Regions from separate parts of the Homo sapiens genome. Here region 2 is linked to region 1. Evidence: read pairs that join two places in POLR2A ChIA-PET (ENCODE). Cell type or tissue: A673. All regions are shown on one strand. Each heading gives the region's core, and the rest is flanking DNA. Links, peaks and the distances in the headings are about the cores only.

Evidence for each region. ChIA-PET counts read pairs that join two places held together with the same protein. Peaks named below come from ENCODE experiments on the same cell type or tissue, not always from the same donor. Only the 100,000 strongest peaks of a DNase experiment are listed, where the experiment ranks them.
Region 2: POLR2A ChIA-PET joins it to region 1 with 5 read pairs; 3 of 35 experiments call an interaction of 5 or more read pairs at or near these places.

Annotation. Positions count from the first base shown.
Region 1 is chr2:203,685,893-203,698,970 of GRCh38, reverse strand. No RefSeq gene overlaps it. Among named protein-coding and RNA genes, the nearest start is that of CD28, 14 kb to the left of the region's middle. In A673, for the core only: no CTCF peak of the experiment used is centred there; no DNase peak of the experiment used is centred there.
Region 2 is chr2:203,556,727-203,569,804 of GRCh38, reverse strand. No RefSeq gene overlaps it. Among named protein-coding and RNA genes, the nearest start is that of RAPH1, 28 kb to the right of the region's middle. In A673, for the core only: no CTCF peak of the experiment used is centred there; no DNase peak of the experiment used is centred there; H3K27ac peaks cover 418 bases.

The DNA of each region.
Region 1 (13,078 bases), core at 2,731-10,730:
ACTGCACCCGGCCGCATAGAGGTGTTTATAGTATTTTCTGATGGTAGTTTGTATTTCTGTGGGATCAGTGGTGATATCCCCTTCATCATTTTTTATTGTGTCTATTTGATTCTTCTCTCTTTTCTTCTTTATTAGTCTGGCTAGTGGTCTATCTATTTTGTTAATCTTTTCAAAACACCAGCTCCTGGATTCACTGAATTTCTGAAGGGCTTTTCATGTCTCTATCTCCTTCAGTTCTGCTCTGATCTTAGTTATTTATTGTCTTCTGCTAGCTTTTGAATTTGTTTGCTCTTGCTTCTCTATTTACTTTACTTTTGATGTTAGGGTGTCAATTTCAGATCTTTCCTGCTTTCTGATATGGGTATTTAGTGCTATAAACTTCCCTCTTAACTCTGCTTAACTGTGTCCCGGAGATTCTGGTACGTTGTGTCTTTGTTCTCATTGATTTCAAAGAACTTCTTTATTTCTGCCTTAATTTCGTTATCACCCAGTAGTCATTCAGGAGCAGGTTGTTCAGTTTCCGTGCAGTTGCACAGTTTTGAGCGTTTCTTAATCCTGAGTTCTAATTTGATTGCACTGTGGTCTGAGAGACTGTTTGTTATGATTTCCGTCCTTTTTCATTTGCCAAGGAGTGTTTTACTTCCAATTATGTGGTCGATTTTAGAATAAGTGCTATGCAGTGCTAAAAAGAATGTATATTCTATCGATTTGGGATGGAGAGTTCTGTAGATGTCTATTAGGTCCACTTGGTTCAGAGCTGAGTTCAACTCCTGAATATCCTTGTTAATTTTCTGTCTTGTTGATCTGTCTAATATTGACAGTGGGGTGTTAAAGTCTCCCACTATTACTGTGTGGGAATATAAGTCTCTTTGTAGGTCTCTAAGAGCTTGTTTTATGAATCTGGGTGCTCCTGTTTTCAGGGCACATATATTTAGGATAGTTAGCTCTTCTTGTTGCATCGATCACTTTACCATTATGTAATGCCCTTATTTGTCTTTTTTGATCTTTGTTGGTTTAAAGTCTGTTTTATCACAGACTAGGATTGCAATTCCTGCTTTTTTTTGCTTTCCATTTGCTTGGTAAATACTCCTCCATCCCTTTATTTTGAGCCTATGTGTCTTTGCATGTGAGATGGGTCTCCTGAATACAGCACACCGATGGATCTTGACTCTTTATCCAGTTTTCCAGTCTGTGTCTTTTAAGTGGGGCATTAGCCCATTTACGTTTAAGGTTAATACTGTTATGTGTGAATTTGATCCTGTCATCATGATGCTAGCTGGTTATTCTGCATATTAGTTAATGCAGTTTCTTCATGGTGACTTTATATTTTGGTGTGTTTTTGCAGTGGCTGGTACCAGTTTTTCCTTTCCATATTTAGTGCTTCTTTCAGGAGCTCTTGTAAGGCAGGCCTGGTAGTGACAAAATCCCTCAGCATTTGCTTGTTAAACAGACATTTTTCAAAACAAGACATACAAGTGGCTAACAAACATATGAAAAAATGCTCAATATTGCTGATCATCAGAGAAATGCAAATTAAAACCACAGTGAGATACCATCTTACACTAGTCAGAATGGCTATTAATAAACAGTCTAAAAACAGCCAATAATCATGAGGAGAAAAGAGAATGCCTGTATACCACTGGTGGGAATGTAAATTAGTACAGCCTTTATGGAAAATAGTATGGAGATTTCTCAAAGAACTAAAAATAGAACTAGCATTCAATCCAGCACTCCCACAACTGGGTATATACCCAAAGGGAAAGAAATCATTACGTCAAAAAGATACCTGCCCTCGTATGTTTAGCACAGCACTATTCACAGTGGCAAAGATATGGAATCAACACAAGAGTCCATCAACAGAGGATTGAATAAAGAATATGGGCTATAGCTATACATTGGAGGTATATATATATATATACACACACACACACACACACACACACGTACAAAAGGTGTATAATGTATACACACACACACATACACATACGCATACACACATACCATGGAATAATACAGAGCCAAAAAAATAATGAAATCATTTGCAGCAATGCATACACACATACCATGGAATAATACAGAGCCAAAAAAATAATGAAATCATTTGCAGCAACATGGATGGAACTGGAGGTCATTATCCTTAGTGAAATAACTCATAAACAGAAAGTCAAACACACATGTTCTCACTTAAAAGAGGAAGCTAAACAATGTACACGTGGACATACAGAGTGAAATAATAGACATTAGAGACACCAAAAGGTGGGAGGTGGGAGGCAGGTGAGGGTTGAAAAGTTACCTATGGGGTACAATGCTCACTATTTGGGTGGTGGGTACACTAAAAGCCCAGACTTCACCACCATGCAATATATGCATGTAAGAAACCTGTATGTGGCCGGGCACAGTGGCTCATGCCTGTAATCCCAGCACTTTGGGAGGCTGAGGCAGGCAGATCACCTGAGGTCGGGAGTTCTAGACCAGCCTGACCAACATGGAGAAACACCATCTCTACTAAAAATACAAAATTAGCCAAGCGTGGTGGCACATGCCTGTAATCCCAGCTACTAGGGAGGCTGAGGCAGGAGAATCACTTGAACCTGGGAGGCGGAGGTTGTGGTGAGCCGAGATTGCGCCATTGCATTCCAGCCTGGGCAACAAGAGTGAAACTCCATCTCAAAAAAAAAAAAGAAACCTGTATTTGTTTCTCCTAAGTATATATTTTTTTTAATTTTAAGAGTTATGAGGACAAAAACATAAGGGTATTCATTACCTTTCAGTTGCAAGACATCTAACATGGTGTATCTCTTTAGAGCTTAAATGGAGTCACTTAGGAAACCGTGGAGTGGCCCAAACGGCTCTGGGAAGTCATAATTAACTGTGCTTCATAGAAGTGCACCTGTATTTTTCTGGAGAAATTCCAGATTTGTTAAATCCACATAAGCCCTTGATATTCAAGGACATATGCATCACGATGAAACAAACAACTTTAATCAATCAATGAGCAGATTGAAGTCCCGACCACATTGCTTGTTAGAGAAAAATATAATACAGGTGACCAAATTCTATAGGCTGTTTGAAACGTAACAGGAACTAAGGCTGAAAATAAGATCCTGTGAGGGAGTTGAGTGAGGAATGAATCTCAGGGCCTTCACCACTTATTGCTCTCTGGTCAGGATTTTTATCTCCAATCCGAGTAAATTGCCCTCATTCTTCCAGGATCAAAGTAAACAGAACCTCTTCAAAGATACTGTCTCCAGCCACCATTGGCTACACACACACACACACACACTCCCCACTTCTGACCCATCTAAACCAGGTCTCCCTGCTATAATCTCCATTGCACTCTTTATACAGCGCACTGGGAATGCCAAGAAGAAAAAGTAACTACAGATGTGTTCGTGCCATTAAGTGTTTAATGTCTATGTCCTCCAGTAGACTATAAACATGATGAGGGTGAATCCATGTCTCTCTCATTTCCAGCTGTATCCCCTGTGTCTAGCTCATAGTAAGGGCTCAATAAGGCATTTACTGAAGGAATGAAACACTCCACCATTGCTCTCTGACCTCCAATCAATATGCCTGCAATTGTGAACCTTTTTCTCTCTGGTACTCTGGCCATGGTAATCTTCTCATCCCTGGTTTCCCAAGGATATAATACTAGATATAGTGTTGCTGAAAATAGCATTTTGCCACTAGCTAGGACATATATATTCCTGTCTGTTCTCTACCCTATATTTCTGTCTGAGCTGTGCTCAATGATACAGAAGACTCAAAGACCTAACACCTTCACAACTCATTTCTCCTACAGCCAAGGCCAGAGTCATGCCTAGCCACTCAGCATCTCCCTCCTCTTTCCCCTGGGGCCTCTGTGGTTCCCATCTAGACCTTGAGAGATGAGGAGCTCCCTGCACAGAATGCATACCCATACTCAGTTTACCATCTAGAATGCAGAACAGGAAAGGTAACTGACTTGGGAATTCCAGTAGCTAACACACAGATTTGAAGTCCCACAGATTTAGGGATCAAATGTAGTTGGACCACTTTCTAGTTATATAATAATCTCATAAAGTCACAGCCTCAATTCCTCATGTGTAAAATAGGGATGACAATACCTCACTCAATATATTGTCCATATCTCACACAAAGTGTAAATCTCCCCTTGCTTTTAAGACACAAAGAAAGTTTGATGAATCTCCATTTCACACTTACTGTAGGGGCTCAATAAATCTTTGTTGGAACAGCCAGAATGGATCCTTGAATATAGGTTCAATATATTTATGTGGATTGATTTTACTCTACAGCATGAATGCCACCAGAACCCGATTTTTACATTAGCATAGTATTCCTCCTTGATGTACAATCCTTTAATAACATATACCAGTATAAACTGCAAAGTATCATTGAAGAGTCTTTAAGAATTATTGTGGTCAAGCTGGTCAGTGAGAAGCCCCATGGCTCTCTCTTGTACACAGCAAGCCTACCAGGATAATATCTTCTTTGATCTAAATTCCAGCTAGAAATTTGCCTTTCATTTCAGTTTCTAATCTTCCCCCAAAGCTCTGCCTTACAGAGATTCGAATTGTCACATGGTGATTGTGGGGAAATAATGAAGCCTGAGACTTTCTGTTTGAGCTGTGTGGTATTATTCCAGCTGTTGCTACGAAAAACTTTGTCAAAAAAAAATAGACAAAGATGAAGTTAAGAAAGTCATGCATATTATCACAAATCAGCAGGACCGAAGCCTGAAAAAAAAAAAAAAACACTATGCTAAGCCTCAGAGAAAGAAAAATCAGAAATAATGGCCATATTGATTGACTAATCCCACTGAATAAACAAATATTGCAAAAAGACATATTTGCAGGAAAAATCCAAGAGGCTTTATCAAGGATTACATGAAAAATAAGGTGTTACATGAAAAATGTGGTTAAAAGTAGCTTAAAACAATTACTTAAAAACCTTTTGATCACTTAGACAGACAGGCCTATTACTACAAGTTATAAAAGCAACAGCTATCATTTATTAGAGGCATCCTGCCCCCAAGTACTGTGCTAAGCATTATGCATGCATTATCTCATTTAATCCTGATAACAACATAGGGAGTTGGTACTACTATTATCTCCATTTTACAGACAAGCAAATCTAATCCTATAAAACTTAAGTAATTTGTCCACAATGATACAGCAAGTAGAAAAGAAGAGATTTGAACTCAACTTTGACTCAAAAAATGGAACTCTAGATTTGAGTATCATGTGAAAGATAGACACGGTCCTGACAAACTAGCAGCTTGATCATGTGATTGATAGATAGTACAGAGGTTAAGAGCAAGGTTTTTACAGAGAAATGTACCTTCTGAATAAACAAATCTGACCTTCAGCCACCAACTTTATAAAGATTCAGCTAGAAGTCTATGTGTGACTTGCAAAGTCTTCCTTTACTCCAGGATATGATGCGGTTCTTATTATTTCCCTGCTGACTTTATATTCACGTAGATCCAGACAATAGAAGATGCAAAACTTGTGTAGTTGTGACATCATCTGGAGAAATTGATCCTGACCAGACCATGAATTTGTGTACTGTCAGCAAGAGAGATACATCATGAACCCAGGCAGTGCTGATCTGAGCTTCAGGACACCTCCATGACAAAAGGCCCACTCACTTGATCATCTGAAAAAAAGCAGAGAGGGAATGACAGATATAAAAAAAGTCAATTGCGGCCAGCGCAGCGGCTCACTCCTATAATCCCAGCACTTTGGGAGACCGAGGTGGGAGGATCACGAGGTCAGGAGATCGAGACTATCCTGGCTAACATGGTGAAATGCCGTCTCTACTAAAAAATACATAAAATTAGCCAGGCATGGTGGCGGGCACCTATAGTCCCAGCTACTTCGGAGGCTGAGGCAGGAGAATGGTGTGAACCTGGGAGGCAGAGCTTGCAGTGAGCCAAGATCACGCCACTGCATTCCAGCCTGGGCGACAGAGCGAGACTCCGTCTCAAAAAAAAAAAAAAAAAAAAAAAGTCAATTGCCATCATTAAAGGTGGGGGGATACTATCACCAATCATATTCCATCTAAATTATCATGACAGGGTAAACTTATAAGTCTCAGAACCCAAAGAGATTGGTATTAGGGAAATCTACACTTCTCAAAAATCCTGTGATTCTGAAGATCTAATGGTCTCACTGAGCCATGCTTTTTTTGGGTTCACTGAAGACCAGCTACCTGCCTTGTTGCTGACATTCCACAAAGGTATCAACAGTTCTGTGTTTGGCTGATTTTTTTTTATTTTTTTGAAGCCACTAGGACACTTGGATATTTTCTGGAAACAGGAATGTTCATTAAATATGACCAGGGTTGAGAGGGCAAGGTAAGGAATGTATTTCACTCCACATCTTGTATTGAACCTGATTTGACCCTCTCTGATTCCCTACTGTGCAATCAGTGGAATGGTAAGGAAGCAACCTCTGACCCCTTCAGGAACTGCAATCTTGTCCTAGCCTTGGGAAAACTGTCAGGCTTGGTTTTCCTCCTTTCGGAACAATTTTAAGGGCCTTCCTCCCCTAACATGTTGTTTAGTACAGCACCTCCAGGAAATAGAACTGTTAACTTCAACATTGCTCTCAGTGGTCTCTCATGTTACCAGGCCCCCATGGGAACCTTCTCATCCTCCCCCTCGCTGTATCTCCCTTCCCCCTACCCCTTCCCACCAGTTCCCACACTCACTAAATAAGGAAGGTCAATCTGAATACATCTGTCCACATCTCCGGAATGTCACAGAAGAGTAACAGCTGTTGACCTCTGTTCCGAACACATTATCCTGTTTGTCCCAAAAGTAGCTTGGGCGAGTTCCAGCTAATATATGCAATCTCTACTTCCTATGGGGAACTTAGGGCCAGCAGAGTATACTCCCCACACTTGCTTTTTGGCATTGGCATAAATACAACCTGTTTTCATGTACCAAATCCTATCATTACTATTAATAGTATTAATAATTATGATAACAATTATGGCCAAACTTTATCAAGCATTTGTTAGATGCTAGATATAGCACAAAGCTAAAAGCATCCCAGGTTTTTAAGCCTTAATTTTTCCTTTAAGTTTTAGAAAAAGCAGTAATTTTCTTTCTCCCTAAGTGACTATACTTCCATATCTTAATATATACACACACACAAAGCCTTTATTAACCTCTCATAGGTACAGGCGATAAAACTGAAGACTGTGTGCTTTCTCCTAGAAATATTGGAGGAAAAATAAAGGAACTTGGGGAGAAAAAAATACCTGAATCTGAGATGTTGCAAGATATCCAATAGTAAGGTAAAGAGCAAAAGTAAAGAGGCTACAGCCCAAGACAAGGTCCAAACAAATCTAATATTTGTCTGAGAATCCATCCAGAAACACCCATTAACACCGCAGTGCATATGATGTCATGTATACATTATCTTGAGGAAAATTCCAGGCTAAACTTGTTCTTACAGAATTTAGCTTCCATTATATTACAGATGGCTCAGATTTGGAATGACTGGTACTTGGCTCATCATTCTCTTCATTGAGGGGCCAGAATCAATAGTGGAAACACAAGGAAATCTCATCCCTTTCAGGAATCTAATCTAGGTTGACCTCTTGCACTGTTGTTCATTGTATGAAATTCACCCAGCTTTGCTATGTCAGATTGTTATAGAACTCTTCTGGAAAATTGGAATTGTGTAACTGGCCTCTAGGCAGAAAAAAATGAGAGTAGGAAGGCCTATAATGGCCTTGAAACTGCACTTGCTTACCTAAAAACCTGTGTTCAGTGACTATGACACAGCAGGTGTTGCTCTACACCATGATGCCAGGAGAGACTAAGGCAGTAAGAAGGCCCTAATTTGCCTGAAGAGGCTTCTCTGGCCAGAGGTGCTGAGTTGGAGGATAACGAAAACTGGCCAGATCAGCATGGCGAAGAGAGGGCCTTCCCTTCCAAGTAAAGTATACACTACTTGGAAAAGTTTTAAAGTGCATGGCTTGCTAAGGGAACCAACCACAAGGAGCTCAGTGTGGCTGGAACAGAAAGGACACTGAGGAAGGGCCCAGGAGGTGACAGGTAGTTGAGGCCAGTGACAAAGGACCTTTTATGCCTTGCTAAGCAGTTTGCTCTTCGTACTGAGAGCAATGAGGAACCCTCACGATATGGGTCAGCACACAGGTCTGGGTTGCCAGGACAGATCTAAGAGGCAGCAGCATATGAAAGCCAGGATTTCAAATAGGTTGAATCTCTTACAGCAGCTCCAACAGATTGAAATCAGCTGTCTGACTCACTGTGTTGAACAGGACTTCTGAAACTTCATATCAGTTCAATGGGAGCATAGGAAGGGGAGGAGGCGCATAGGAGATGGTACTCCTGGGACTCCCAGGTCAGGGTGAGAATAAAGCCATGAACCCAGATCAGATTGCAGGCAGCTCTTCCCCACCTGTCCCTTAAATCTTGGCATTTTTCCATTGTTGGAGTTCGAGGTGGCTAATAAATTACTCCTTCCTACTTGCTAATTCAGTTCTAAATCCTATAAGACAGACCAAGAAAGACAAAGGAGTCAGGCAGACAGAGAGGAAAATATCGCTGATAGAGGGCTACCCGAGAACGTGGCTGAGCCGTGCAGTCACAACAAGCACCCCAGAATTATTAGGCAGACCTACCCACCCATCACAGTTCTTGCCCAGAAACCACAGGTCCCACCTCCAGGGAGAGAGTCTTTACCACTAAGCTACCACATGGCCCAGAGCAGGACACTTGCTTTCTGCAGGGAGGCAGGTCCCCAAGGTGGGAGCAGGTGGCAGCAGGAGGCAGAGGGAGAAAGACTGAAGACATAAGCAGTAGAGGATAATTTGCAGGAGAAAAAAACGAGGCAATGAGAAATGGCCCTAGGACGCCAGATAATACTTTAGCATTCATTAAACAGGAGCAAGCTTCCTTTGAGACTATCACACTTGTCTAGGAAAACAGAAGTTATAGCAGTTATACATTAACTAGCGTTGATCAGGCACTTTTCAATTCACACATGTTATCTCACAGAACTACTGTATAGGAGTAATTATTATTATTCCATTTGATAGATGGAAAGATCTAGTAAGTAGCAGAAAAGGATTCAAACACAATCCTTCCAGTCTAAGATTGTAATCTTGGAAAAGCTGATGGATTCTTTGACTCTGGCTTCTTGCTCTTTGCGATTAAACCATCACTTCAGAATGAGCTTCCGCCAGACTGTGTGAATGAGTGAAAGGGGCATTATCAGAAACCATCGTTCGGTTTGTGTGGTGGAGGGTGGGAAGTGGAGGATGGGGGTGAGTGAATGGCCTCATTTGCCACCAGTGTATGTGTTCCCTTTTCTCTGCCACTTTGCCAACATCTGTTATTTTTTGACTTGTTAATAATAGCCATTTTGACTGATGTGAGATGGCATCTCATAGTGGTTTGATTTGCATTTCTCTGATGATTAGGGATGTTGAGGATTTTTTATATGCTTGTTTGCTGCATGTACGTCTTCTTTTGAGAAGTCTCTGTCCTTTGCCCAATTTGTAATGGGGTTGTTTCTTTTTTGCTTGTTGAATTATTTAAGTTCCTTATAGATTCTGGGCATTAGACCTTTGTCAGATGCAGTTTCTGAGTTTTTCTAGTTTTAAATTGTCTTGTGATACTAAGAAGAATTTTTATTTGATTAACTGGAGACAGACCCTGCTTGCAAGTTCAATTTCTAAAATACCTGAAGAAATGAACAAACATTTCTTCTTCCCTCTCTCTTTCCTCCCTTCAAGCTGCAGAAATAGAAGCATTTTAATTTCAGCAGAAGGGAGTGAAGGTGGAGTGTTTACTCTGGGTCCACCCTCAGACATTTGGGAAACAAGGCTAACTTCTCAGGGCTTGCTGGTGATGCTGTGTCTCTATTGAGAAATTCGGACTTCCTAAAAATAGCAACCATAAGGTGCTGAGCAATGAGGGGTGGCAGACAGGCTAGTGATTTGCATTCCGCTTGCAGATGTTGTCCCAGAGGACTCTGAGGCTACCGCCCAAGGGAATAGGGAGGGCTCTGGCTGGCTGAATGGACTTTCTCCAGGTCCTAGAGGTCAGAGTTTCGAGAAAATTATGTCCATTCTTTTCCCAGATCTCTACTTAGGGAAGGTTTATGGAAATGCACAATATGTACCCAAGATTGTGGGTTTGTTCTCGCAGATCTCTCTCTAAGCTCTCTAGATCTATTACTGTCTTTTTATTTCTCAGAAATTCAGTCTACAAGCTGGACAAAGTTATGTATGTGTTTCTGTGCAAGCATGAGGTTAAGTACTTATTGCCTTTTCCCTTTTTCTACTCAGTCAGTATGCAAAAAAAGTCTCATATGAAAGTGGATATGCGGGCATTTTGTCCCCAACATTCCTCTTACATCCACCTGGCAAGACTATGTCCAATAAGTCTGACAGCTCTTAACCTTTTTTGTGTCAGGGACCCCTTTGGTGGTCTGGAAGCCTAAAGACCCCTTCTCACAATCATGTTTTGAAATGCATAAAATAAAATACATTGGATTGCAAAGAAAACTGAAAGTTTTGAAATGTAGTTTTCAAATATTTTTTTAAAAACAAATGTTCATGATATAGTAATAAATATGCTTCATTAACATATTAAATCTAGCTATGGTATGATAACTACCATAATTTTTTTTTTTTGAGACAGAGTCTCGCTCTGTTGCCCAGGCTGGAGTACAGTGGCACAATCTCGGCTCACTGCAAGCTCCACCACCCAGGTTCATGCCATTCTCCTGCCTCAGCCTCCCAAGTAGCTGGGACAACAGGCCCCGCCACCACGCCGAGCTAATTTTTTGTATTTTTAGTAGAGACGGGGTATCACCATAGCCAGGATGGTCTCAATCTCCTGACCTCATGAGCCACCCGCCTCGGCCTCCCAAAGTGCTGGGATTACAGACGTGAGCCACCGCATCCAGCCGATAACTACCATAATTTTGAAGTAGTGGTAAGCATAAGTAATATTTTGAGATACTTGGAACAACTATAATGTGACATGAAAATATCTGTGATTCTATTGATGACAAAGTGACAAGTACTGCAAAAAATACTGTGGTTTGTTACTTAAATATATCATTGAAATGTTAAATTTCAGTTGGAGAGGATAATGAAAAGGAAGGTATAATTTTTTTCTCAACCAAGTTTACATTGGACACCTAGTTAAGAACCCCTGAATACATTAGTATATCCGGTTCCCATCAGCATCTCATCTACCCACACATGGATGGCACACACACATACACACTCACAAACACACACACGCACACTACTGCATTCCCTATGGTCTCAATACTGGAATCTGGCAGCATTTTAATGACAACCATAAAGGACACTTCCCAGATGGTTTATGCAGTGAAAGATCAAGGAGCAGAAAGGGCAAATAACATTGTAGACCTCAGTAGCAGAATTCTCTGTAGCCTCCAGTTCCAAATACTAGTTGGGTGTGGATGGCCGCTCCCAACCATGGTTTTCTCCTTTCCTCATGATACCTGGACCAGAATGATAAGCTCTGCAGTTTCACATGTACTTGTTTTACTCCCACATTTTAGATAAAGTCCAACATTCCATTCTACTTACTATTACTCAGCAAGGTAGAACATGTAGTATCTGAGATTACATGTGCAGTGGGAGGACCACACTCAAGCTCAGACCTCTTGCTGTGGATAATGATGTAAAGCTTCCTGAGCGCTCTGCAAACAGTCAACATCTACCATTTGATATACTGTCCTTGACAATAGATCCAAAAATCCTTAGAGGACTTCTGCCAGTTAGGACACACTCACCCCCTCACTCACTCTGCTATAGACTCATGGGCATTGTTCTCTAGCCTCTAAAACACCAATTTATTTTAGGCCTGAGGTCTTTAACATGAGTTTTTTTCCTCTAAAATGTTCTTCCCCTTTACTCATCCCAGGCCTTTTCCTTCCTCCTGACAGTTATTTCTCACCCCCTATGTACTTCCATTTCATCCTTACCTCAATATCTAGTTTATTTTTCATAACTGGCCACATAAAACATAATTATTTTATGTATTTTGTTTATTTGTCTGACTCTTCCATTAAAGGCTGAACTTTTTTTTTTTTTTTCTTGAGACAGAGTCTCACTCTGTTGCCCAGGTTGGAGTGCAGTGGCGCAATCTCAGCTCATTGCAACCTCTACCTCCTTGGTTCAAGTGATTCTCATGCCTCAGCCTCTCGAATATCTGGGATTACAGGAGTGTGCCACCACGCCTGGTTAATTTTTGTATTTTTCAGTAGAGATGGGGTTTCAGTATGTTGGCCAGGCTGGTCTCAAGCTCCTGGCCTTATGTGATCCACCCGCCTTGGCTTCCCAAAGTGTTGGGATTACAGGCACGAGCCATCGCACCCAGCCAAAGGCTGAGCTTCTTAAGGGCAAGAACCACGTCTGGTTTGTCCACCTGTGTACTCCAGCAGCAATACAATGCTTGGCACATAGCAGGCACTCAACAAAAATTTGGTAAGTGGATTAATCAATAGTGAGTATTCCCTCTTATAATAGGGGAATATTTTCTATAATATACAATGTACACTCTTGGCTCCTACATGAGAGCAGTCGTGGAAGGTAGTGAGCTGGGTGAAATATCGAATATTCAAAAGCATCTCTCTATTTTATGGACCAGAAGTGATATCTCATTTGGCCTAGTTTGTCTGTCACCTGTTGATCCAGCTGCCACAATTCACCCTACTTGTTGTGCCAGAATCTAACAACTGGGGTGGATAATTCTTATTCCAGGAAAGATGGTGATATGAAGCACAGAGCTGTTTAATCTCTGGAACCATGGAGTTTGGCACCTCAATGATGTTCCAATCCTGGCTGGCTAAGCACTCCTTCGGGCAAACTCTCTCATGTCAGTGTCATGGTACAAGTCAACTTTTGGGTGGTAGTCACCTTCCTGCAATTCACTTCCTTTGCAAGCCATTCATTCATCCAACAAGTGATTAATGAGAATTTTACTCAGTGATAGGCCCATTAGTATGGGCTGGGAAGACAAAGACAAAGCATTACCCTCAAGTGGCTCGTA
Region 2 (13,078 bases), core at 2,099-10,098, 130 kb after region 1:
CTAAGAAAAAGTAGACAGCGGCCAGTAGAGAGGGGCTCACGCCTGTAATCCCAGCAGTTTGGGAGGCCAAAGTGGGTGAATCACCTGAGGTCAGGAGTTTGAGACCAGCCTGGCCAACATGGTGAAACCCCATCTCTACTAAAAATACAAAAATTGGCCAGGCGTGGTACCGCGCACCTGTAATCCCAACTACTAGCAGGGGCTGAGGCAGAAGAATCGCTCGAACCTGGGAGGCGGAGGTTTCAGTGAGCCGAGAAGGTGCCAGTGCACTCCAGCTTGCATTCATTATGATAACCTATTTCCTCTTGCTCCTCCAACTTTGTCCCCACTCCACTTTCAACTTTTAATGAGTCCTCTCCTTGGGCAAGACAGTCCTTTATTAAACAAGACTGAAAAGCATCTGGTAGCATCATCAATGCTACAGTAAGAAGGTATCTCTTTTCTTGGTCAATAGCTACCTTTATCTGGACCAGATGCACACAGATCAGATAATACTACCAATAATCAGACCAATACAGTTTGTGAACAAAATGGACAAAACCAGAGATAACTAACTGGGACCTGTTGTTTACTATCTTTTTTTTTTTTTTAGGGTTGGCCTTGAGTACAGATTTAGAGAAAGGTAATTGAACACCAAGCACTAACGTGCTTCTTAACCTAGGTTTTCTAATCTAATCTTAGCCTAGGTTTTGAATCACCATTCACTGCTTACTATTTTAACCATCGTTTTAATTGTATAACAACATCTATGTCTGAAGCCGTGATTCTTAACAAATTATTTTCCCATGTACACAGAATATAGATATATATATAGTTATTGGTAATAGAAAACATGGTACAAGATAATTTGCATTCTTTAAAATAGCAATTGGTTTGTCCCAAGGCTTCAGTGGTATCATGTGAAAAGTTCATAAATCTTCAAGTCCTAGTCCTCTATTTATTCTGTGTTTGACCATGAACACATCATTTCTCCTGGTCTGTAAAGTTTCATAATAACGCATACCTCACAGAGTTGTTTGGAAACAGAAGGTGATAACATGTGGGTAACTGCTTTGAAAACTATAGAGCTCTGCACAAATATAAGGTACCATTACTATTTGAAGAAGCGGAATTATAGGAGTTAGATAAATTTGGGTTCCAATCCTGGTTCCACCACTTTAGAGCTGTGTGACATTAAGCAGTTATATTATCCAAATTTTCTTCATTCGTTATAGAGATAATAATGTATCTCACAGGTATGTTGTGAGGTTAAAACAAGAAAATGTTCCTGGAATATTGCCTGGAACATGGTAGGTGCTCAGTAAATGTTAGCTCCCTTTCCTTTCCCTGCTGCAGTTTTAAATGCCTGTATTTTCCTTAAATCAGAATAACTTCCACCATTCTTTGTTGCCCAAGGATAGCCAAAATGAGGCATGACAATAAAATGAAACAACAAAGCAACAAGTCAACAATATGTTAAATATGATATAAGCAATATGATAAATCATGGTATTTTCCCATCCAGTCATACTCTCTAATTTTACTGGAACCATCAACAGCAAATTGCATCAAATGCCAAATAAACAGCCAAGGAGACAGCAAGAGGCAACCACAACAAGGTAAACCAACTTGGAAAATTACCATAAAAAATATGAGGGATAACCCTGGAAACATCCTTATTTATACTCAAAAGATAATTGCTAATTGCTTAAGCAAACAAGTTATGTTCAATTAGATTCTTGAAATTCTACCAGACAAATGGTTTTGGCTTCCTAAGACCTTGTGATGCCCTGAGCTCACACTTTGTGATGCACAAAGCCATTGTGCAATTTATCTGGGATTGCTTTTTACCACAAATAGTCCAAAAAATGCATAATATTGCATACTCTGCCACTAAGCTCTATTGTGTGTTATTTCCTAATTAAGGATGCAGACAGGCTGTGCAGTAATGATGATTGATGTCTGCTGCATGTCTTAGTGAGGAGCAAGGTGAGAACGAGCATTAGCTCCAGCCCATAGGAGAAAGGAGTGATTGCTATTGCTCACTGCACTGCAAATCACATCTTCCTGGAATTACAGAAGAGGCACTTAGGAATAGAGAATGATCTTGCATAAAATTGCAGTTTTGCTCATCCTGAGGAACAAGCCTATGAAGAACTGTTTTCCATTAATTTCAGTATGTAAATTAATGACAATGTAATTCTTATTTCATTTCAGTTGGGTCATCAGAATACCAACAATAATAATCATGGTTTATTTTTGACTTACTGACATGGACTTCTTTTCATCTCCTGTGTTTTAGACTTACCTTTGTGTCTTGAGATTTGTCGGTCTTTTAGTCTGTACTTAACACCTGCCAGCTTGAAACCAGCTATTTTAATGGTAATGGTAATAACTGTCCTTGAAATAATGAGAAACAGTCAATGACCAAAAAGCAAGTTCAACAGTCAAGCACTGGATCTTGGCCTACTCCCACCATCCTGTGGCTTGATCTCTCAGTAACTCACTTCTTTCCTCAAAAATGAAACATGTTAATTACCACCAATTAACAAATGCCAAGCACAGGTAATACATGCAACTGCACCAGATATCATGTCGATTTCACAGCATAGGGAAGGTTTGCCAACAGAGACTGTTCCTGTTACTTCCCCAAGAAGCACAAAAAGGGGTCTTTGCTTAGAAGGAGATCTGTATTCTATCCAAAGCTAATCTTATAAAGAGACTGTCTAAAAAGTGTGGCTTCTTATTTATGCTCTCTGACTTATCCAACTAAGAAATAAAAAGTGGCTGGGCGTGGTGGCTCACGCCTGTAATCCCTGCACTTTGGGAGGCCGAGGCAGGCAGATCACGAGGTCAGGAGATCGAGACCATCCTGGCTAACACGGTGAAACCCCGTCTCTACTGAAAACACACAAAAAACTAGCCGGGCGTGGTGGCGGGCGCCTGTAGTCCCAGCTATTGGGGAGGCTGAGGCAGGAGAATGGCGTGAACCCGGGAGGCGGAGCTTGCAGTGAGCCGAGATCGCGCCACTGCACTCCAGCCTGGGCGACAGAGTGAGACTCCATCTCAAAAAAAAAAAAAAAAAAGAAAAGAAAGCAGAAGTGGGATGAACAGAAGAGCTCATTTATAGAGAGAGAGAGGAATAGAAAAAAAAATGTGAGTACATGTGTTGGATGTTTTTATGGACTGAAAACGTCTGGAAGGATATAAAAAGAGGTCTTTGCACATCTTCATCTACTTATATTATTTGCCTTGTTCACTTATTATTTTTTTTAATCTGAAAAAAGCTGGGGCAGCTTGGGTCTACAGTTCTCCAAGCTCTGCAAATCTGTTTTACCCTATTGCTGCTTTGATTAAGAACAAAAACTCTGTTCCAATACGAATTCTGTACTTGTTTGTTTTCTCCCATGGAGCACACTGGTGAACGGACAGAGGCAATAGGCCTGGCTTCTTTCTGATCATGACGTGAAGTGTCAGAAAAGGTGTTTAATTTACATTTTGCCTAATGATTTTCATAAATCAGAACGAACACAGTATCTGGATTTCTTAAGGAGGCTAGCTGGTTTTTTAAGGGCCAGGGATGGTGGTTGGATAAACTGGCTCTACCATTGGAAGGGGTCCTGAGTGAATCAGAATCAGCCTCTGGTAAACTCAATGCTCCCTTTAAAGGGCAATTTTGTTCCACTCTGAAAAGAAAGGAGAGAGGAAATCAGGGATGTAGAGCCCCATAGAGCAGATAAAATTGAGGCATTTTGGGCTATTTCATGCTCAAAGAACAGAGTGTCATTAAAGGGTAGGTTCACAGATATGTTTTTAAAAATTTAAAAGCTGAGTACAAGCCAGGCTAGGTGGGGCTCAAAGTGAAGCAAATCTAACTGCAGGGATTTTGCTCCTTGATCAGGAACCACCAATCACCTGAGGCAACCCAAGACTAGGCACAGAGCTGAGTAGGAGTTAGAGAGTTGCTTTGGGAGCAGGCCTTCAAGCATTCTCCCTTTGCAGAGACAAAAATGTCAGGACAGCAAGACTCATTGTTACACTTGCCCAGTTTACCTCACTGTGCCTGCTCTTCCTTAGTAGAGATGTGGAAATTTGGAGTGGAACAATATCCTCATTCTACCAATGTGTAAAGACAGGCTGGGTAAGGGGAGTGATTTGCTCAAAGTCACACAACTAGCTATTAGTAGAGTGGTAATTAGAGTTTTGATGCCCTTAGTCTCCTGGCCAACTCTTTCTACTGTATCAGTGGCCTCCTGTGCTTAGGTCTCCTAACGTTTCCCAAAATGAATGAATTGCTTATTCCTAAGGTGCTAACAGCAGACAATGGTCCAATGTTGCATTTCATCCAGAGGCTCCTGCATTTTAATCTGCCACTCCTGAAATAAAATATTTTACTTCAAAGGAGTGAATATCAAATGATGAGAAGTCTAGAGTAGCACATCTGTCTGTTACCACAGCTTCCTTATATTTCTTTGCCTGCATCCACTGAGGTTACACAGCCAGCAGTGATGTTAACAAATCTGTACTTAATTGAGTTGGAGGGCTGATGGCATGAGTTTCCACAAGCAGCTCCAGACTTCAAGGTTGCACAAATTATGTGTGATTTTGTAACTAGTGGAGTTTCCAACTGGTGCCAGTATTCTTTTTCTGAGTCAGTTTTATTACTTGGAAAATACATAAAAGAAGTATTTTTGTTTTGACAGATATAATTTTAAATTCAGATGTTTAGAAAAATGTCTCAAAAAACAACTGCAAACAGATACAAAATTATAGCTAGATAGGACAAATAAGTTCTAGTGTTCTATACCACTGTAGAATGACTATAGTTAACAATAATACATTAATAGTTTCAAATAGCCAGAAGGAGGATATTGGATGTTCCCTACACAAAGAAATTATAAATATTTGAGATGATAGATTCACTAATTACCCTGATCCAATCACTAAACATTATACATAGGAAAACATCACTATGTACCCCCATGAGTACGTACGATTATTGTCAATTTAAAAATTAAATTTAAAAAACTGCAGACAAAAAACAGACATTGCATATTAGCATTCTCAAGCAGAACAGGGAAAAGCTATTTTTTTCAATAAAGGATTTATTTACACATGGAGAAGAATGACTACATATTGACATTGTTTTTTGCTATAATTAGAATCATATACACAAAAAGTGGTTGACTCTAGATGTCAGACAAAAGCAAACTTAAAGCACTTCTCTTTCATCTGTACAATAAGAAATGATGCCTTAGAGTAACATGTTATAAATATGCAATCCTCATCATTCTGAACTGGCAAAAATTATCCAAGATTCTTCATCTGTAGAAAAATGATCTCTAAGGCTCTCGAGCTCACAGGCTTCTCTTTCTTCCATGGGAAGGGGAAAAAGAGTTTGCCAATTAGCTAATTGCAATGAATCAGTGGCAATATGACTTTTACCTTGGGCAATTCTTTTCTATTTTGCCATGTTAATAAAGTCCCTGGACTTAAATGAAAACCCAGTGGTTTAATTTGTACCTTAAGAAATAGGAACAAGATTTTTCCCTTATAACAAGCCATTTATCTCAGAAGGCAGGATATCTGAGAAACTTCCAGATCTTTTTATGCTGTTTTTATAGCTTCCATTGTGTTAAAATGTATTGACTAATGATTCAAATAGAGTAGTGTCACAGAATAGATCCCCTTGTAGATCATGTGGTGTTCAAGAAACATAGAAAATCATTTTTGGTAAGAATATTGCCTTCCCAAAGCAATATGTGAATTCCACTCCCATAGAAAAGCAGAACCATTAATGCAGAAGGTTACATTCTTTTGACCATTTCTGTCTTTTCCTTCCTATCATGCTTGACTTTCTTTTTTGTTTGTTTGTTTGTTTGTTTTAGATGGAATCTCGCTCTGTCACCCAGGGTGGAGTACAGTGGTATATTCTCACCTCACTGCAGCCTCTGCCTCCTGGTTCCTGTGATTCTCCTGCCTCAGCCTCTCAAGTAACTGGGATTACAGGCACGTGCCACCACGCCTGGCTAATTTTTGTATTTCTAGTAGAGACAGGGTTTCACCACTTTGGCCAAGCTGGTCTCAAAATCCTGACCTCAAGTGATCTGCCTGCCTTGGCCTCCCAAAGTGCTGAGATTACAGGTGTGAGCCACTGCTTCTGGCCGGCCTTCAAAATAAGTATTGAAGAGCGTTAGTTTGTTTATATACTTCCCACACAATTAAATGCATAGCCTAGGTGGAAGGAAACTTATTACCATCCCAAATTTTGGATTGCAAATATAATTATAATGCTAATTTGGTGGAGGGGAGAATAAACTTAATAATGCCCTATAGCTTCTGCGATGGTTTGAATACAGTTTGTCCCCGCCAAAACTCATGTTGAGGCTATCTGCCCTGATTACCTTGAGGGCAATAGGGATTCAATGAATGGTTTTAAAATCCAAACTTCTTACCATGCCACACAAGAGTTTTCTTTGGCCACTCCCTACTTTTCATGTAATACTATACCTAAGTAATAACAAACCCTTATCATTTTGCTATATACCAGGCACTATTCTAGGCAATCTAAACACTTGTATGTATCAGGTGTATTACTCCTCACAACAATCCTATAAGGCAGGTTCTATCATCATTCCTATTTTACAGATGGAGAAACTAAGGCAAAAAGAGATTCAGTATCTTGCCCTACGTCACATAGCAGCAGTCAGAATTCAAACTTAGGTGGTCTGGCTTTGAGATCATGATCTTAACTACTATGTTATGCTGCCAAACAGAGCTACTTAAGAGCTCCTGGAAGATGCTGTGCTTCATGTATCCTCTGGCTTACACACACACACACACACACACACACACACACACACACACACACACACTGTCTCTCTCTCCTTCCTTATGTGCTTAGGTAACTCCTACTCATCCTTCATCTTTATACAGAAACCAACTCTTCTGGGAAGCCTTTCTGACCACTCCCCCACCCCAACCCAAGGTTGGTGCCTCTCCCAGGGCTCCGAGAGTCCCATGCATGCCCCTGTCACAGCCATGGTTGGTCATTGGTTAACTTGCCCATCTAACTTTCTAAACCTAAAGGCTCTCAAGGTAAGGACTGTGTCTTGGTATGATGTCTCTCCAATACTTCACACAGTGCCTGGCATATGGTAGGGGGTGGGTGGTAGGGCATGGTAATTGCTGAATAAATACAAGAAGAGTGTTAAAATGGCATCAGTAGACAGGCTGGCTTGAGGCTGAGTTGTCTAGATACTGGCCTAAGACTCTTTAAATTCTCCCAGCCCTGCCAAAGAATTGTTCCCAAATATAAACATAGGGCTGAGCCTACAAGTGAGGGCTTCGAGATCCCAGCTGTTGGAGCTAAAAACAGGAGATCGCAGAGAGCCAGGAGGAGACTAAAGCATTAGCCCTGATGGGAGCCTGAACAGATCTTATAAAGTGGATTAGGCTATAAGAACAAATGAAAGCAGATAAGCAGGAAGGAGAGCAAAGGATTAGAGAGAATGTTATTCTGGGAGGTTAGAATCAAGGGAGGAGTGTGGGAATTTGATATAGGAGCTTGATCTAAATTTAAACTAGATAGTTTAAGGTTCCCAACCCCACACAACTGATTTGGAAAATGCAACCAACCCAGATAGTAGTCATGGTGCATTTAGAGTAAGCCTTTTTGTGTGATTTGGAATGTGCTCTGCTAACTTGTAACTATTCAATTCTTGTAGGTCTGGGCAGACCTGGTATTTTCTGTTTCTTTGCCACTCTAGAGAGAGTTGGAGTCAACATGGCAAAACATAAAACCCCTGTTCTAGTTGAAATTCCATTAGCAACCCTTGGGTATGCTTTCTGGATGAAGATTGATCTTAGGTTATAATCACTCCATTCACTAACTCTCTTAATAGGATGCCTGAGGTCAGGTGCAGTAGCTCATGCCTGTAATTCCAGCACCTTGGGAGGCTGAGGTGAGAGGATTGCTTGAGCCCAGAAGTTCAAGACCAGCCCAGGCAACAAAATGAGACCCCATCTCTACAAAAAATGTTTAAAAATTTTAAATTAGCTGGGCATGGTGGCATGTACCGGTAGTCCCAGCTACTCAGGAGGCTGAGGCTGGAGGATTGCTTGACCCCAAGAAGTTGAGGCTGCAGTGAGCCAGGGTTGTGCCACTGCACTCCAGCCTGGGCAACAAAGCAAAACTCTGCCTCAAAAAAAAAAAATTATTAAAAAAAGATAATACATAAAAAGCACTTAAAATAGGCCAGGCAAGGTGGCTCACGCCTGTAATCCCAGCACTTTGGGAAGCCAAGGTGGGCGGATCACGAGGTCAGGAGTTTGAGACCAACCTGACCAACATGGTGAAACCCCATCTCTACTAAAAATACAAAAATTAGCCTGGAGTGGTGGCTTGTGCCTGTAATCCCAGCTACTATGGAGGCTGAGGCAGAAGAATCGCTTGAACCTGGGAGGCGGAGGTTGCAGTGAGCTGAGATCACACCACTGCACTCCAGCCAGGGTGACAGAGTGATACTCTGTCTCAAAAAAATAAATAAAGTCCAGCAGAACATCTTATTGGAAATTTTTAGTAAATGACAATAATAAGGGTACTTGTATTGCTGGGGTACCACTAGCTGCTGTAACTAAGAAACTTCTATTGTCTTACAGCTATTACACATCTTGGAGGCTATTTTGCCCCAAAATAGGTTGGCAGGCAGCTTTCTTCCAGATGGTGATTTGGGGACCCAGGGTCTATGCATCTGGGGCTCCACTTCTCTAAAGCCCCATCATCATGTGCCTCCAGTCAGATGAAGGAGAAGGAAGAGGAGATGGCAGAGGATAGAAAAGGAATATCTGCTTCTTAAAAGTCTTGGCCCAGAAGCGACATTGGTCACTCTTGCTCACTTTCCATTATCTAAAACTATGGCATGGCCACACCTAGGTTCAAGGGAGGCCAGGAAATCTAGACCCTGACTCAGGAGTCATGTTCCAGCAATAGCTATAACCATAAGAGGGAAAGGTTTTGGGGGGACAGCTGGCCGTCTCTGCCACAGAACTTGAAAATAATGTCTAAAAACATGTTTAATATTAATTTCAGACTTCTCAACAAATCAAATTGGCATTCTCTTCAGTAAATGTACTGCGATTGGCAATATCCTACAAAGGTACTTTAGAATTATCTCTTCTTTTTTTTTTGAGACAGAGTTTTGCTCTTTCGCCCAGTCTGGAGTGCAGTGGCGCGATCTCGGCTCACTGCAACCCCCGCCTTCCGGTTTCAAGTGATTCTCCTTCCTCAGCCTCCCGAGTAGCTGGGATTACCGGCACCCACCACCATGCCCGGCTAATTTTTGTATTTTTAGTAGAGACGGGGTTTCACCATGTTGGCCAGGCTGGTCTCGAACTCCTGACCTCGTGATCCACGCGCCTCTGCCTCCCAAAGTGTTGGGATTACAGGCTTGAGCCACGGCGCCCGGCTAGAATTATCTTTTCTTACAATTTTTTCCTTATACTTCTGTCATGTCCTTCATTTCCACATAGCGTACTTTTAAATGTGATTTAAAATGATTCAAGGATCACACAACTCTTTTCTAAACACTAATATATATGAAGCATTCAATAGTGACAAAAATGGCCTCCAATACTTTTTTCTAGCTATAAAAATGTGTCATTTCATACTGTGCTCACAGCATATGTTGAATGTGCACAAGGAAAAATAATGTCAGCCAAATTTCTATTTAATTGATACAGAATATTCACTTATTTAAATGTCTGCCTTTGGCTTTCACATCAAATTTATAATGCAGTAATTTTTGGATAAAAGATACACTTTAAAATATGAAAAAAAATCATTTGCTCAAGGATTAAAATGGAAAATAAAAACTCCTGAGTCGGCATTGAAGGTGAGTTCCTAAGAAGTAAAAGTAAATGGAGTTAGGGCATCACAAATGTGAGGAGAGAGGATAGGACTTCCACTTCCTCCTATTTGAGAAAGAGATTGAGTCAACAATTTGGGTGAATCATCTGAATTTGCTTATTTTATAGGTTTCTGTCATTAAGTGATATGTGTATGTGCATTTGTATTGTCATCATTATTATTTTAGTTAGCAGAAATAGCAATTAAGGCTGGGCACAGTGGCACATAACTGTAATCCTTACCCTTTGGGAGGCTGAGGCAGGAGGATCACTTCAGCCCAGGAGTTTGAAACCAGCCTGGGCAACAGAGTGAGACCCCGTCTCTACACAAAATTGAAAAATTAGCTGGATGTGGCTGTGTGTGCCTGTTGTCCCAGCTATTTGGGTGGCTGAGGTGGGAAGATCACTTGAGCCTGGGAGGCCAAAGCTGCAGTGAGCCATGATTGCGCCACTGTACTCCAGCCTGGGCAACAGAGCGAGACCTTGTCTCAAAACAAACAAACGACAACAACAACAACAACAAAAAGAAATAGCAATAACAATGATGAAATAGTAGCTTACTATGTAAACCTGGACCAGTTCTATTTGGAATGAAACTGCTTTTTAGTGAAGTCGTGATTTAAACTTCGCTAAAGTTTAAATCACAACTTTGCTACATAGTAAGTAATAATAATAATAAATAATAGCTTTTCTACATAATAAGAAGTGTGCATTGTGCAAGTGAAAAGCAATATTCTTGAGTAGAATAAATGACATTTGCCTTTAGAGTCCCCATCTCCCCTCTCCCCATTTTTTTTTCTTTTTTTTTTAAGAAGGAGTCTCACTCTGTTGCCCAGGCTGGAATGCTGTGGTGTGGTCTCAGTCCACTGAAACCTCTGCCTCCTGGATTCAAGCGATTCTCATGCCTCAGCCTCCTGAGAAGCTGGGACTACAGGTGCATACCACCACACCTGGCTAATTTTTTGTATTTTTGGTAGAGGCGGGGTTTCACTATGTTGGCCAGGCTGGTCTCAAACTCCTCACCTCAGGTGATCCGCCCGCCTTGGCCTCCCTATCATCTGCCCTTTTAATAAAACTCATTCCAGTCTTCCTGTTCTATGTAGACCTCTCTTCACCTCATCATCCACTTCAAGGAGTCATAGCTTCTGCCAAATCAGTCACTTAGGCTTGTTAATTAATTGGCCTATCACTGTGGTATGAATGAGCATCAGTCAAGATACTTCTTCAATGAGGCATTTGTCTTTTATCTCTAATTGTCAATGAAAAGAGCTGTCAAGGAAAGGAATTTCAGCATAATCAAGCAGGTAAAGAGATCTTTGTGGGGACAGGGAGACTCTGGCATGGCCTATGTGTACTCGGAATGAAGAATTAATTATTTTCCTGTATGATAAATGTGTCAGGGTCTCCACAACTAAATCCTTGTTCCTGGCCTTGAAAGAACCATGACTTTAGACTGAGGATTCCTCTGACAGGTGGAGGACAAGCCTTCTCAACCAAATTACCCAATCTCCCTGAGAAAATGGTCACTTCTGTGCAGCTCCCATTTAGGCTTGAAGATAAGGCCTCCCTTTCAGTCATGTTTCTGATCAGATTTCTGGCTGGAGCCAACCATTTGGTCAATAGCTGAACACTGGCTGAAGAGCTCTTTGGGAAACCCATTGAAAGAACCAAGTCTGAAATAGAGTAAGGTCTTTTTAACAACAAAATGACTTTGCATGGGTGTAAAGCCAACCAACTAGGTCAGACTTTCTAGGAATGAACTTCAGTAGAATTTAAACTTTGTTAGAGACAATTCACACCTCAGTCTCTATCCAGTGGATCAAGCTCTTTCTGGATGAAGCTCTATGTAACCTAGTAAATCAGAGCTTTCTTTGGGTGGGCCTGGAAGTTTGATATCAAGAATAACCAGCCTGTAATCCCAGCACTTTGGGAGCTGGAGGCAGGAAAATTGCTTGAGGCCAGGAGTTTGAGACCAACTTAGATAACATAGCGAGACCTTGTCTCTACAAAAAATAAAACATTAGCTGGGCATAGTGGCACATGCCTGTAGTCCCAGCTACTTGGGAGGCTGAGGCAGGAGGATCACTTGAGAGTTAAAAGTTGCAGTCAGTTATGATCATGCCACCTGCACTTCAGCCTGGGTGATGAGTAAGACACTGTCTCAAAAAAAAAAAAAAAAAAGAATAACCAAAGTCAGGGGAGTAGTCATCTATCCAAGATTGAGCCCAGGCAGTCATCAGGGTCCCTCTGTATCCTAGACCTTCTCTCTACCCACACCTACACAGGCTGTGTCCTCACTTCTCAATCCTAACTTTACCCCTTCCTTTTATTTTATTTATTTACTTATTTTTCAGACAGAGTCTCACTCTGTAGCCCAGGCTGGAGTGCAGTGGCACGATCTCGGCTCACTGCAACCTCTGCCTCCCAGGTTTAAGTGATTCTTCTGCCTCAGCCTCCCGAGAAGCTGGAACTACAGGCGCCTGCCACCACGCCCGGCTAATTTTTGTATTTTTAGTAAAGACAGGGTTTCACCACGTTGGCCAGGATGGTCTCGATCTTTTGACCTTGTGATCCGCCCGCCTCAGCCTCCCAAAATGCTGGGATTACAGGCATGAGCCACTGCGCCCAACCTACCTCTTCCCTTTTTTTCCCCAGGATTCCCAAATACAGATAATGGATTTCCAGAATATTTTCTTTTATTCCAGTTAGAAATAGAATTTAATTACATATTCAGATGACAAGTCTTATTTTGCTACATTTTATACCTCCTATATACTTTTTTTTTTTGAGACAGAATCTCACTCTGTTACCTAGGCTGGAGTGCAGTGGTGCAATCTCAGCTCACTGCAACCTCTGCCTCCCAGGTTTAAGCAATTCTGCTGCCTCAGCCTCCCAAGTAGCTGGGATTACAGGTGTGTACCACCACACCCGGCTAGTTTTTGTATTTTCAGTAGAAACAGCGTTTCACCATGTCGGCCCGGCTGGTCTCAGACTCCTGACCTCAAGTGATCTGCCCACCTTGGCCTCCCAAAGTGCTGGGATTATAGGCGTGAGCCACCACGCCCAGCCTCTCCTGTACACTTTCTACTTTTTAATAAGAAAGGCTTTAAACATCTTTAAATGTGATTCATTTTCTTCACTAATATAATACTATATTTATTATTATTGTCATATTTTTCTCAGCTGAATCACA